Regions from separate parts of the Homo sapiens genome. Here region 1 is linked to region 2. The links are chromatin contacts, found by Hi-C in ENCODE. All regions are on one chromosome and are shown on one strand. Each heading gives the region's core, a stretch centred on a gene start or an enhancer-like site at or near the end of the contact. The rest is flanking DNA. Distances are from core to core; before and after follow the strand shown.

Region 1 (6,733 bases), core at 3,753-6,252, 290 kb after region 2:
TTCTCACAACCACCTGTGAATCTACGATGATCTAAAAATATAAAGGTGAGATTTTAGAAGTTAAAAGATGGGAGAATATCTGAGAAAGGAGTATGTCAGTTTGTCAGTTGTCGGATGAGCCTTAGAACCTTGACATCATAATGGTGAGTGATCCTGACTACTGAGGAATCCTCGGGCTTCAAAGATTTGCCTGTAGTGCTCTGCGAGGTGCTGCAGACATGACTGATTTTCAGTGCCAAGAATGGAAGAATGAAGGCTGTTCACATCAGTCAAAAAGGTGGTCATTTAAGCCTTCACTGCACAAGGTGTTCTTTTAATATACATTTTTTGATCATCAAAAAAGCCTGGTGGTCTCAGGAAGTGTTCTGTCTTTGTTTCCTCTAAAACGTATGAACTAATTCTTAACTTTAGAATCGGTTTTGTAGGGCTAGTCATGTTCATAACATTTAGTCCTGCTGAGCTTGAGAGAAGGCTTTGTATTCTCAGGGAAGATGCTTTCTTGGCTCCATAGGAGACGATTTTGTCTATGTCTATGAAAATACCTGCTCCTCTTTTGAGCTTTTATGTTCTATTCAATCTAGCTGGCGTTACCTATTATGACCACAGAGTCCTGTTAGAGCTTGGTTATAGCTCAACCAAATAACATTTAAGCACTTTGTTAAGTTTAGAAAGTTTTTGATGTTTCCAGTATTGTTTGGTGTTCTTCAGCAATTTTCCCCAAAATTTGAATATTAATTTAGATAAGATAGGAGTCAGTTTTTCAGAATCCTTAATTATCTAAATTTTTATGCTAATGTGTAACCAAATTGTAATTACTTCTTTGTAAGTCTCCATGTTGTTTTGTTTTATGCATGTTGGGCCACAGATTGTGTTTCCCTTTTTATTTTTATCCAGATTTTAAATGCTGGTTGTTATTCAAAAATAATGGTCCATAGTGGTTGGACACTTCTCTCAGGAATAATGGTCTATAGTGGCTTAGGTGATTCAATAGAAATGAACTTTCCAAAAATATAAATTGGTTTAAAACATTGGGGAAATGTGATTTTATTTTTCCTTTAGAAATCAGTGGAAACTTTTCTTTGGATAGAAGATGATCTATCTGTCACTTTGAATCAGAATTAACTAGCAGTAAATATTTATGGAGAACATTACAGTTTAAGAATGCTTTTGATAGGTTACTTCATTTTAAATTAATTATAACTCTATAAGTAGATATTATTCTTCCAGATTACATGTTCTATTTTATTACTATTGTGGACATTTTGCCAGGTTAGAGACACGGGTACTGTGAATTTCTTAGTGGTCTTTTGACATATATTGTGTATGCAAGACATACTATGTATTCTACTAGTAATTTTAAAATAATATCTCCAATAATACTTCAAACACAATCCCCCCTGTGGCTCTTGGTCCCCGATTCTGGGCCATTGGTTCTCCCTCTGGACTTTGGGCAGTGTTTTCTGTGTCATCCCCTAGCTTTTCATGAAAAGTAGCACATGTTTGCAGCTGAGTAGTTTTATCAGCCTGTTTTCTGCCAGTAGGATTTGAGAATCTGACAGTCCTCTGTTATTGTATACTCTTTCTGTCTTTTTCAACCAAACCTGGCAGTGTTTCTGCAGATATAAAATTCTCAAGAACTTTATGGGTTTCCCATGGTCGTCACTTGTGTTCACTCATTAGGTAGAATTTGGGTTCATCAAGTCTTCTGGCATCATCACTATAGTATTTTTGTCTGCTGCGTAGAGGGCTGCGAGAAAACGCCCTTAAGCTTTTTGAGTGCCTGTAGTTATATTGAGGGGATCTGTATCCCACAACCTTAATCTCTTCAAAGAGCCTTTACTGTACCTAAGTACTCTCATTGTTTGATCTTTATGAAGGTTTAGTAACAGATTGTATAATCACATATTCAACTTTTGTTTTTCTCTGCCACGTTTTCTGAAGCATCCTCTTAATTTTGCCATCATTGGCATCTGGATAGGGAAAGAATCTCACAAATCATCAAGTCTGGTTCTCTTTCATTTAACAAGTTCAGGTTCTCTTTTGTTTAACAATTCTCTCAACTTATCTTTCTCTTCTCACGTTTTCTTATAAGCAGGAAAAAAAAGCACTTCTTTCATCTATTTGCTTGAAAACCTCTTCACCTAAATATCCAAGTTCACCATCTAAAAAGTCCGTGCTCTACATGACTAGAGGGTGCAGTTTTATTTTGTTGGCCTGCTTACAGCAAGGATCTCCCTTCCTCCCGTTTTCAATGCATTTCTTCTGAGTTCTCATCAGCAATGCCTTCAAAATCCATATTTCTACCCAAAGTTTGTTTGTTCTGATTTAACTTTTCTCTAAGGCAAGCTAGGTTTTCTCTATAATGCTCCTCCATAACTTCCAACCCCTTTCTGGCAGAGTCTTTAATGTCTGTATTTTTACTAACAGTCTGTTCAAGACAATCTAGGTGGTGTTTTCTCTAATGCTCCTCAGAATTCTTCTAGCATCCACTTAATTCTGATTCCAGTGCCACTTCTGAGTTTTTAGGTGCTTATCACAGCAGCACACCATTTTCAGGTACCACAGTATAAAGTTTTTATGCATTTATAACAAATTACCATAATCTTAGTGGCTGAAACCAATGAGAATTTATTATGTTACACAATAAGGAGATTACGTAGGCTTGACTGGGTCCTCTGCTTAGGGTCCCATAAGGCTGATCAAGGTGTTGTCAGGGCTGCACTCCTTACTGGAGGGTTGGGAAAAGAATTTGCTAATGAGCTCATTCAAAGTTTGGGGTAAATTCAGTTACTTGAGGTTGTATACTGAAGTCCCCTTTCCTTGCAAGCTGTCACGTAGGGCTGGAGTTTGCTCCTAGGGGCTGGCTATATTCCTTTTCATGCTTTTCATGTGGCTTCTGCCAGCAGTGATAGATCGACCAGAATTTTTAGCATTGTATCACCCTTGAAATTTGGCATAAAATGCTATCATTTGTTTTTTGACCACTGACTTTTTGTTCTTTAGTATTTGATGTGTGCAGGAAAGCACTTTTTTTTTTGTGATAGACACCTACAATGAGAAAACCACATCATTGGAAGGTTCTTAATGAACCCTGCTAATCCATAGCTCAGGACAACTCAGAAGAGTTTGGAGGAAGCAGAAGCGGCATCTCTTTCTGTTCAGTGATTTGTTGCTTGTGTCTAATACCAAGTATGTATACACGACATGCTCTCCTGATTATCATAAAATGCATTTTTACTAACAAATTACATTTCACTAATCCTTACTATAAGAAAATATAAAATAATTTTTCTTCTGCTTCTGCAAATGCTTTGATTTTTCATTTACTCAGCAGGTATTCCTGGAGGTCCTGTTATGTGCAGTACCCTTGTAGAGAACATAATTGAGAATGTGACAGGCAGGGTCCCTCTTGCCTGGGGCTTAATGACAGATGATAAAATAAGATGGGATATTGCAGATTATAATTAGTGTTTCTGAAAGGAAGAGAGATAGGCTGCCATGTGGAGAAAAAGATGTTACAGGGTTAGAGAGGTGTCATCCAAGAGAGCCTCTCTGAGGTAACATTTAATGATAACATTTAAACCTGAGCTCTGGGATGAGAAGCAGCAGCATTTCTAGACCAGGGGCCTGAAACTTCTAGGCTGAGAAGACAACAGGCTTAAGGTGGGTATAGCTTGATCCTTTGGAGGGAGGGGCTCAGGGAAGGCTGATGTGACTGGAGAAAAATGCCTGGGGAAATTATGTGAGATATGAGGGTGGTCACACAGCTGTCCACAGGGCAAAGTGAGGGGTTGGAATATTATCCTGAAGGGCCTCTATAGGAGTATCCAAATCAGGTAAACATTTTTAGTATATTGCTCTGGCTGCTGGGAGATAATAGGTTGAAGGGCAGGCAAAAGTGGAAGAGGGGAGACTGGTTAGGGAGTCAATAGTCCTGATAATTATGATAAGGCTTCATCCTGGGAGTGGCAATAAGAATGAAAGACGCAGAAGAGAGATTTGGCATCTATGTTGGAGGTAGAACCAACGGGTGTACTTTCCTCTTCACACTGTACACAAACAATACCCAGCCTAGAAAAATGCTGATGACTTAGTAAATGTCTGAAGGCAGGGAGATGGGAAGAATTGAGGTGTATGGCCATCTGTTTACCTGCTCCATCTCTGTTTTCAATATTTATGAAATATCATGAAAGACAAAGAATATTTTGATGCACAAAATCTCATAAAGAAGCTTTTTAGTCACTGGAGAAAAATAAAGTGCTTCTTTGTTGACATCATCCTGGCTTGCAGTTTTGCCATGTCATAGATAAGACATGCAAGATTAAGTACTAATTTTTAAAAATCTTATATTTAATCTGAGTGATAATAATGATAGGTATGATTTCCCACAGGCAGATTATGTGTCAGGTCTTATGCTAAGGACTTTATGTACCCAATCTTGTCTAACCCTTACAGCTGCTCTTGTAAGATTGAGATGGGGCTATTTTCCATATTTTACGGGGGTCCTTGGTGTACAGAGGTCTAATGGCTTTGCCCTGGTCACCACATTAGTAGTTAGGGGAGTTCACATTTAAAATTTGATCTGTGTATCTCAAAGCACAGGCTTTTACCCAACACGTGGTGCTCTTGCCTCTATTCTTTATTTATTTTCTTTGGATTTTATAAAAGATTCCACAACCATTTGGTTTTCCATCACCACTGAAATCAACCTTTCCTTCGTGGTGCATAAAAAAACAACTGTCATCTGCTTGGAATCTAGTAAAACATGGAGCACATTGCATAATGAAAGAAGAAATAATTGAGAAGTCCAGCTATCAAAAAAAGTCAGAAACAAAGATGAAGATAATATGTTTTGGATGAGAGCAATTGCCTACAAATATAACTGTTGAGGTGGTGATGTCATAAAGAGAACAGAACAAAGATTGTCTAGGCCTTGGCATGAGATCCAAGTGAAGTGCCCTGAAAAAGCCACTGACAAAGATAAGTCTCTATTTTTAAAAGCATTACAACTAGTTACCATTCTCTGTATTTAACCCAGCGAACTACATATCGGAAACTAAAATTTATTGGAGAGATTCTCAGAACCATACTAGAAACATTACCGAGGTCTCATCTAGTTTTCTCTACTGCCTTCCAAGGTAGGTTTTCATCATTTCTAGGTTTTAGATATGAAAACAGAGGCTGAGAAAGGGTCAGTAAGTGGCCCTGGGAAATTGCAGGGAGGGACTGACTAGAGTCCAGGCCAGCTTTCAAGGCAAGACTGTGCTCTTTCTGCCACCCCTCATTGTACCCAACTGGGCTCAGCCTGAAAGATAAACAACAAGAGTGCTCATTGTGTCCTTCTTCGGACCTTGCAGACCACTCACATTCAATTTTTAAGGGGAACATATTTTCCTTTACTTATTTTGTCTTAATCTTTGTAGTTATGTTAGTATTTAGAAAGAGTAGCCCTTTATTTTCTTACCAGAAGCCATTTGTTGTCCTGGACACCAATAACCCTTTAATGGGTTTTATAGAATCTATAGTATTCTGCTAAAAACATTTCCTATAAAGACAATGTTCCCTTTCTGTCTGCTAAAAAAAAATGTATCTATGGAGGAGCTGAATTTTTATTTTGCTTGGCTCATTATCACAAAAGATGTGCAACATTTTTCATTTTTTGCATACTGCTTTTGAGATGGCTCTTTGCATCCAAGCAAGGCTTTTTATGATGTGAAAAAATTTGTATCTATATATTTAATAACATCTTTGTTTAAGAGACTCAGTTCCTAGATTATTTTTGTATACTTTTTACATTCATTGGGAATATTAGAAAGTGAAAGTGATAGAAGTTATTTTAATTTGGTTGTAAGTCCAAGGCCCTTGAGATAGAAAACAGATTTTTTTTTAAAGTTTTCTGTCAGTAATGAATGCTGATGCCTTGTACTAGTTTTTATCATAATTTTTAGGAAATTAGGTACAAGCCTTCCCACAGTAAACATCTGAGGACATTTATGTTTACCATTAGTGTGACAATTTTTTTTTCAGGGAAAAACAACTACTAAAAAGAAATAGCTCCCTGCAACAACAAATATTTCTTCCCTGTCACATCTCACTCTAAAAAGGAGCATTGTATTATACCTTGAATCAATTAATCTGTTCAAATTAATAATCTGAATTTGGTGCCTAGTTTTTCCACTATCCATAAAAAGGGAGTGGAATGATGTAGGTTGCACTGGGCCTCAGCTCACCTCCAGGCTCTGGTTGGAAGCTCTCTCGCTTTTTATGTTGATGCTACAGTAATCAACTCAAGTGGAAAAAATAGTTGACCAATTGCCACATTTGTATTTTGTCAAAATAAGTAAATTTTAGTTTGTGTATTATAACAAAAGGGATTTAAATGTTTGTTTCTTCACAAAGGCATTATGTTTGCTCCAGTTTCGCTGGATGTTAATAGTAAAAATTATTCTGTGATTATTGTCATTTATTTTATATGACATTAAAAACTTCTGTTCTCATTAAAGTCAGTTGAGGCCTTTGTGAGCACTCTTGGTATTCATTTGAATGTTAAATGAGAAGTTATTTTTTCAAATAAAATTATGGCTTTTTTTAAAGACAGAATCTGCTTTATAAATATTAATATATTATTACTAGCAGAGATCCATGAAAACTTTAAAGAAAGAGGTTGTACTTGGCCTACATCCTCCTTGTCATCACTACCATTATATTTACTTGTAAAAGAATACAGAAACAA
Region 2 (6,948 bases), core at 3,717-6,216:
CCTTCTGTTTTATTCCTACAAGAAAAGTAAATTCATAATGCTTTTTGTTTCTTGTTTTGGCTTTCCTCAGTCTTTTCTTGCCTGCAAAACCCACCTCCTCTGCTTAACTCATTGGAGCTCATTCTAAATCCTTTGATGGGATGCTGCCCAAGTCATGCATTGCTAATAAAAAGCCAATTCAATCTTTAAACCAAATGTGTAGACATTTTGGTTTTTAACAATATTCTATAGATATACATTATTTATTTGTTTATTACTATTTGTAAGCTATACAAGGTGGAATTTGTTTTTTTACCAGTTGGTCCCCAGCTCCTGTGACACACCTAGCATATAGCAGATGCTTAGCATTAATAAAGTATTGAATACAACAAATACAAGATTACAAATTCCTTGAGAACAGTAAATTATATATATTTCACATCTTCTAAACTGTTATAGTATATAATTGATAAATATATTCATGCATATGTTAATTGAAATCACCTAAAGCCTCTATCTGCCTGCTGTATCTTTTCAGAGGGGTTAATTTCGTCATGAGTAACAGGATGCCTCTTGAGGCAGACATTAATTGTGGGCATCCTTAGTGGTGGGGAAATTGAAATTAGGTGAAATTTCCAACATGTGGGAAAAGAAGGCAGAAAGTTGCTTTCAATCAAATCTTGCTCTGCTAAGCATCAAGTGAAGTTTTGCCTTTAGTTACGTAAATATAGAATAGAAAGGTTTATCCCACTTGAAGGGGATGATAGTTGAAACAAAAGGCTGCCACTCTCTGAGACCTCCAGTGAGCAAAGAAGGTCCCTGAGATGGAGTTGGATTAATTTTCACAAGGAGCCTTGTACCTCTGGAGGAGGGGAACTACATGTGTCTTTATTCCGTGTGATTTAACACTGGGTGGGTGGGGTCTGTCAAGTTGAATCAGGGTGTCCCTGACCTAGGTACAGAGGCAGGAAAAAGCAATGGCTCCTTTGAGGAAAAATTATCTGCAAATAGGGCAGAGCCTAAAGGCTCTTCTGCCATGTGAGAACAGAGTTCCTCTCTTGCCCTTCTGCCTTCTTCCCTATGAAAGTGCAGTATGAGAGAATAAATTTCTGCTCTTTCTAATTTTTTTCAAAAGGACAGAGGCGGGTTTACCACAAAGCTACAGAAGTTTTTAGGATCTTGCACTTGCAGGGCCCCTTCTGAGTCTCTGGGCAGGTCCCTAGCAAAGTGCTCACATGGATGCATGCATTTAACTGCTGATTGATGACAACAACTGACTTTACCCCAACATTTCCTTCTCAGGTGTCTTCAGTGATAATAGGCATTTTGGAGATCCAGCTAATGGGAGGTTGATTTAGGGATACATTTAAGTTTAAGTTGAATATCCTTATCTGGTTCAAAGCCCATTCTCTTTATCATTATGTTTTTCCTAGCTTCCCTGGTATAAGAATGACTTGCAAGTGTTGGGGTTCAGAAAACACTACTCCAGAGTAATTTGAATTAAAAGAGAGTGGGAGGGCTTCAGAAGCAAGAAGGTCGCTCTGACTTTCCCCCTCCTTTTTGTGTGACAGCTGATGATTAAGGTCACTCTCTGACCTAGCTCCCCTGAAAATCAAACCACCTTTGCAAAGATGACAGCAAGGGAAATCTAGCATGGGTGACTCCATCTTGCTTCTAGCCTCACAGACTGGCTGTCTTTGCTATTCCTGAGCATAAGCCAAACTAACCACGAGAGGAATTTAGTTTATAGTGTAACTTTGAAGCAAGCATGATAATAGTCCCTCCCTAAAACTAACACTCTCTTTGCTCAGGGACTGAAGCCACCTTTTTAAAATTAATGAAGACCAGAAGGTGATGATTATGAGATGGGGGTGAATTCTGCTGAGATGTAGATGTAGCTTCTATAATCCCTTTCTGCACAGGAGTCATGTGGCCAGAGGTCACGAGATTTGTGACTTCCCCAATTGCTCCTATAGATAACATCACTGCTGTAGAACTTAAGATTAGTCTTTTGAGATGTTTTTTGAACTTTGGCATTCTGGCAACTTGACTGACGATACCTTGACACGTGACTCCTGACTCAACCTGTCTTGTGGTTCTCACTCCACCCAGAGGTGGTAGATTCAGTGCACAAGGACCTTTACCCACACCCATATGATTTCATCCCCAACCAATCAGCAACAACTATTCGCTAGACCACTGCCTGCCAAATTATCCATAAAAACCCTAGCCTTTGAGTTCTTAAGGACACTGATTTGAGTAATAACTCCAGTCCTGCTGCTTGGCTAGCCCTGCATTAATTAAACTCTTTCTCTACTACAATACTGCAGTCTCAATGAATTGGTTTTGTCTTTGCAGTAAGCAAGAAGAACCCATCAGGTTATTTACAAAAGTAGGTCATAAGGCTTTAATGTGACAAGTGTCCTGCCTTACACCTGGTGAAAAGGAATGCTATATAAAGAGACCAAGAAAAATCTGAACAGACAGGCCTTGCTGAGTTCCCCACTCAGTTTATTATAACTAGGTAATACCCCTGTTTGTCCAATCATCTTTCTCCGTAATTATCCAGTTATTTCATCACACTTAGCATAAAAATACAGTTTTCCTTGGGTCTTTGGGTCTTCATTTTGGAAAACTCCAATGTTATGCAAAAATTAAATAAATTTGTTACACATTTGTTTCTCTGTCTTTTGTTATAAGACTGTCAGCCATAATCCTTGTGATGGATGAGGAGAAGATACTACTTTTTCTCCCCTATATAAGAATATTTCTATCACCCACTCTTTAGAATCACCTGAAGGATGCTATGGTTTGAGTGTGTTCCATAAATTTCATAAGTTGGAAACTTAATCTCCAAATTCATAGGTTGATAGCATTTGGAAATAGGGTTTTGGGAGTTAGGAAAGATAAGGTTATCAAGATGGGGCTCCCATGATGAGAGTGTTGGCTTTATAAAACGAAGAAGAGAGACCTGAACTGGCATGCTCTTGCCCTCTCGTGATGTGATGCCCTCTGCCATGTTATGATGCAGGAAGAAGGCCCTCACTAGATATTGACACCATATTCCTGGACTTCCTGGCCTCCAGAACCATGAGCTAAATAAGCTTCTTTTCTTTGTAAAGTCTGTGTTATTCCATTATAGCAACAGAAAATGGACTAAGACAAAGAAGCAGAAGTTCTATTGTGGTATGAATGTGTACTACGTTATGCGCTGTTAGAAGTATGTGGATAGTTCAGGAGAAACAAGCTTTTCTGATTTGGGGAATCCAGAAAGCTACAATGAGATTTAGTTTAAAATGTTACTACAAGATGTTTTTAAAATCACTGGACAGATATTCAATGGTTAGCAAAAGATTCTGGAAGAAATAAAATGTGAATGTTACTTTTACTAGACTTTGCTGAAGAAGGTATTAGCTACTAAACCAAAAAGAAGAGGATGTACAGTACGATTTTTAAGGCCTTTACCTGAGACTCTACTTTTCCCTGCCCTACACACACACACACACACACACACACACACACACACACACACACAATTAGTTATTTTTTAACTGACCTCACAATAAAAGAGGGCACACAGTGTTCAATGTTGCTAGATTCCTGGGGTATAAGAGCACTGCATTCTAAGCCTCATCATACTAGCAGACGTAGACTAACATGTTGGAAAATCCAAATCTCTTTAGATTTTTCTTGAAGTTGGGAAATTGAAGTACCACAAATGGTGGGTGTGTTCTAGGAATGAAATTCTAGCCCAAATGAAAGCTCTGAATAAACACTGATTAAGATTTCAAGAGAGAAAGGCATTATAATTGGGAATACAAATGTAGATAATTAAGGGCTTATATGGGTTTCTCCTGGCTGTCATTCCTGTTATCAAGAATACGCTGCTTCATAATCTGGTACAGTGCCCGAAAGCCCTAAAACAAGCATTTGGGGATTAGGAGTCATTGGATACCCTATTTCCCAGAACAGGGGTCCCCAACCCTGAGGCCCCTGACCAATACTGATCAATGGTCTTTTAAGAACTGGGCTGCACATCAGGAGGTGAGCAGCGGGCAAGCAGCATTACCACTTGAGCTCCACCTCCTCTCAGATCAGTGGGGGCATTAGATTCTCGTAAGTGTGGGAACCCTATTGTGAACTGTGCATGCAAGGGATCTAGGTTGCCCATTCCTTATAAGAATCTAACTAATACCTGATTATCTGAGGTGTAACAGTTTCATCCCGAAACCATTCCCTACCACCCCATAGTTTGTTGAAAAATTGTCTTCCGTGAACCTGGTACCTGGTGCCAAAAACACTGGGGGCCCCTGCCCCAGAAGGCTGACCTGTAAGGACTACATCAACAAGCTCCTTTACCCTCTGGCTATTGGCTGCCTTAGTTAATAGGGAATACCAGCAAGCGATGGTAAGGCAGAAGGAGAATTTACTCAGAGTTTTACTAACCTGATATGTTAGACTGAACATGGTGGCAAATTCTCTGCTATTTCTCCCATTGAGAGGCAGGACCTAATTCCTCCCTCCTTTTTAACCTTGACTGGCCTAAGTGACTTACTTGAACAATTGAATGTGGTGAAAGTGACATTTTGGAACTACTGAGGCTAGTTTATCACAAGAAGCCTTGGACCTCCCATTTACCCTGGTTTCCTGGAGCACCCACTCTTGGAGCTCTGAGCTGTTACATAAGAAGTCTCGCTACCCTGCTGGAGGGAGCCACAACAAGCTGGCCTTAGGCAGAAACTACACGGAGAGAGCAATGCTGGCCATTGCCAAGATATTCAGCCTTCCGTGGAAGACATGTGAATGAGAATACCAGGTTGCAGGAAATTCTAACCCCAGCAGATGTATCATGGAGAAGAACCAAAGAACCCAGCCAACATCAGAACTGAAGCCCAAGATATATGGTCCCATCGAGCTTTCTCAGCCATCTCCAGCTGTTCAAACTAACCCAGCAGAGGCTCCCAGCATTGGGAAGCAGACATTCCATCCCCTCTGTGTCCTGCCAGAATTCCTGGCCCACACAATTGTGAGCATAATACATGATTACTGTTTTACGCTAGTAAGTTTGGGCATGGTTTTTATGCAGCAATAAATAACCAAACATTTGGCAACCTCCCAGCTGGGCCATCCATGATTGGCTGAGTTCCTCTGCCAAAGTCCCTTTAAGATAGTTCTCTCCATATAGCTTTTCCTGCCATCTGGCCTGTGGGAGGTAATGGCTCCCTGCCATTGCTGGCTGTACTACTCTTTGTTATTGGCTTTCTTAAATCATGGCCACCTTTTAAAAATAGTTCCTTAATTAAACTCTCCTGAATTATCCAGTTTGAGAGTGCCATGTGTTTCCTGCTGGCATCCTGGCTGATATTCCAGACCTCATGTATAATTCTCAAGACGTACCTGTGGTAGAGAGCAGGGAAGAAAGTTCTAGTCTATGTAAAAAAGTTCAAATTATACTTCAGAAGCCACAGGAAAAGTGACCCTAGCAAATCTCTATGTTTATATATTTACATCAAGTGCTTATATCAAGTAACTAATGTGTTATCCTAAATAAAAAGCCTTAGAATACTTCAGAATAGACTAGGTTCTTAAGCCATCCATAAGGTTTTCTGGATTCAGTGAGTTGAACCTATTCTTCTGCTTTGCCTGTGAGGATAATGGTCATTTTCCGGCACACTGCATGTGTCCTGCATTATTTTATTCATCAGTTGTGTCACACTTTCTGTATTCCAGGCACTCTTCTAAGACCTTTACAAGTAATAACTCATTTAATCCTCCTACTAATCCTATCAGATATGTGTGATTATTACCATTTTACAGGTGAGGAAGCTGGAGCATGTAGAGATTACATAATTAGCCAAGGTTTCTCTGCTAGCAAGTGGCAGAGCTAGTACTCAAAGCCATGCAGTTCAGCTGCAGACTCTGGACACTTGATCACTGTTTTATACCGTGAAGCCTTGCTCAGAAAGACTTAGAAAACAAGAGAGATGAGTCAACCTGGTCTGATGTAAGATTGGGCTCATCGAATGCTGGTGCCTCCTATTCTCAACAGGCATCAGAGATGAGGGAGAGAGAAAGAGGTTGAGAGATCCTCAGATGATAGACACAAGAGAGGACAAGTACAGTAGTTTCTGTTGCTATGTAACCATGTAACGAATTATCCCAAAATTTAGTGGCTTAAAACAAATTTTTCTCTCTCATGGTTTCTGTAGTTCAGGAATTCAGATAGGGTACCACACCGCAGAGTCTCTAACCCACTACCTGTGGGGTCTCAGATAGAAAACTTGAAGGCTCAGAATTGGAATCATCTGAAGGCTCATTAACTCCCGTGTAGTCCTGGCTGGGTCTGCCGCCTAGAATATCCTTCACAATCCCTCACCCTCTATCTGAGTCCAGAGGTGCTTGGAGAAATGGTACCCACAAAATGAAATGCAGTTTCACGTGTGGGAGTTACTATTTTAGAAAACTTCTCTTGGGTTCAGTCAAGATTTCTGAAGAAAATAGAAGGTAAGCTAAAATGAGGTGAAAGGATTATTTATAAAAGTACAGGAGAGGGATCAAAGAAACAAAAAATAAGAGATTATTTAGAACCCTAGGACTAGCAACACCAGAGAGCCATTACATCTCCTAGAACTGAAGAAGCAAGGGAAAAGAGAAATTAACAGAACTCCAAGGGCAACCGTTTGTAGAGTGTCTGACAAGAGCTGTGACCTTTAGAAAGGACTGCAAATAACCAGGGATGACCCAGGGGAGTAGGAGGAGGGTGGATTAACACTGCTATCTTGCTGCCCTCTTGTCCTCTGATCTTCTGCTTTTCTATCCCAACTGGATGCCATAAGGCCAGAACAATCCATACAGGTCAGCCTCCTGGGATCAAAGGATAGGGTGGATGATGGGTGCGGGCAGGCAAACAGAAGATACCCAACACACCAACATATTCCTGGGAGTGGAGTTGGGGGTGAGCAAGGAATG

What was found. Hi-C counts contacts between places; a loop is a spot of excess contacts on that map. Pooled maps may share reads with other maps.
Region 1: a loop to region 2 is called in a map of cardiac septum, with 2.0 times the contacts of the local background. The contact joins the promoter of LINC02502 here to the enhancer-like site in region 2. A Hi-C loop is called at or near these places in 2 of 168 maps with a recorded cell type or tissue (IMR-90 and cardiac septum) and 1 of 50 pooled maps.

Annotation. Positions count from the first base shown.
Region 1 is chr4:119,934,538-119,941,270 of GRCh38, forward strand. LINC02502 (long intergenic non-protein coding RNA 2502) reads left to right here and starts at 5,003. Exons shown (of 2, transcript NR_121639.1): 1 at 5,003-5,138.
Region 2 is chr4:119,641,810-119,648,757 of GRCh38, forward strand. No RefSeq gene overlaps it. Among named protein-coding and RNA genes, the nearest start is that of PDE5A, 16 kb to the left of the region's middle. Within about 2 kb of position 4,967, at least 5 of the 41 ENCODE cell types and tissues checked have a DNase peak (open chromatin) inside an H3K27ac peak, as active enhancers do.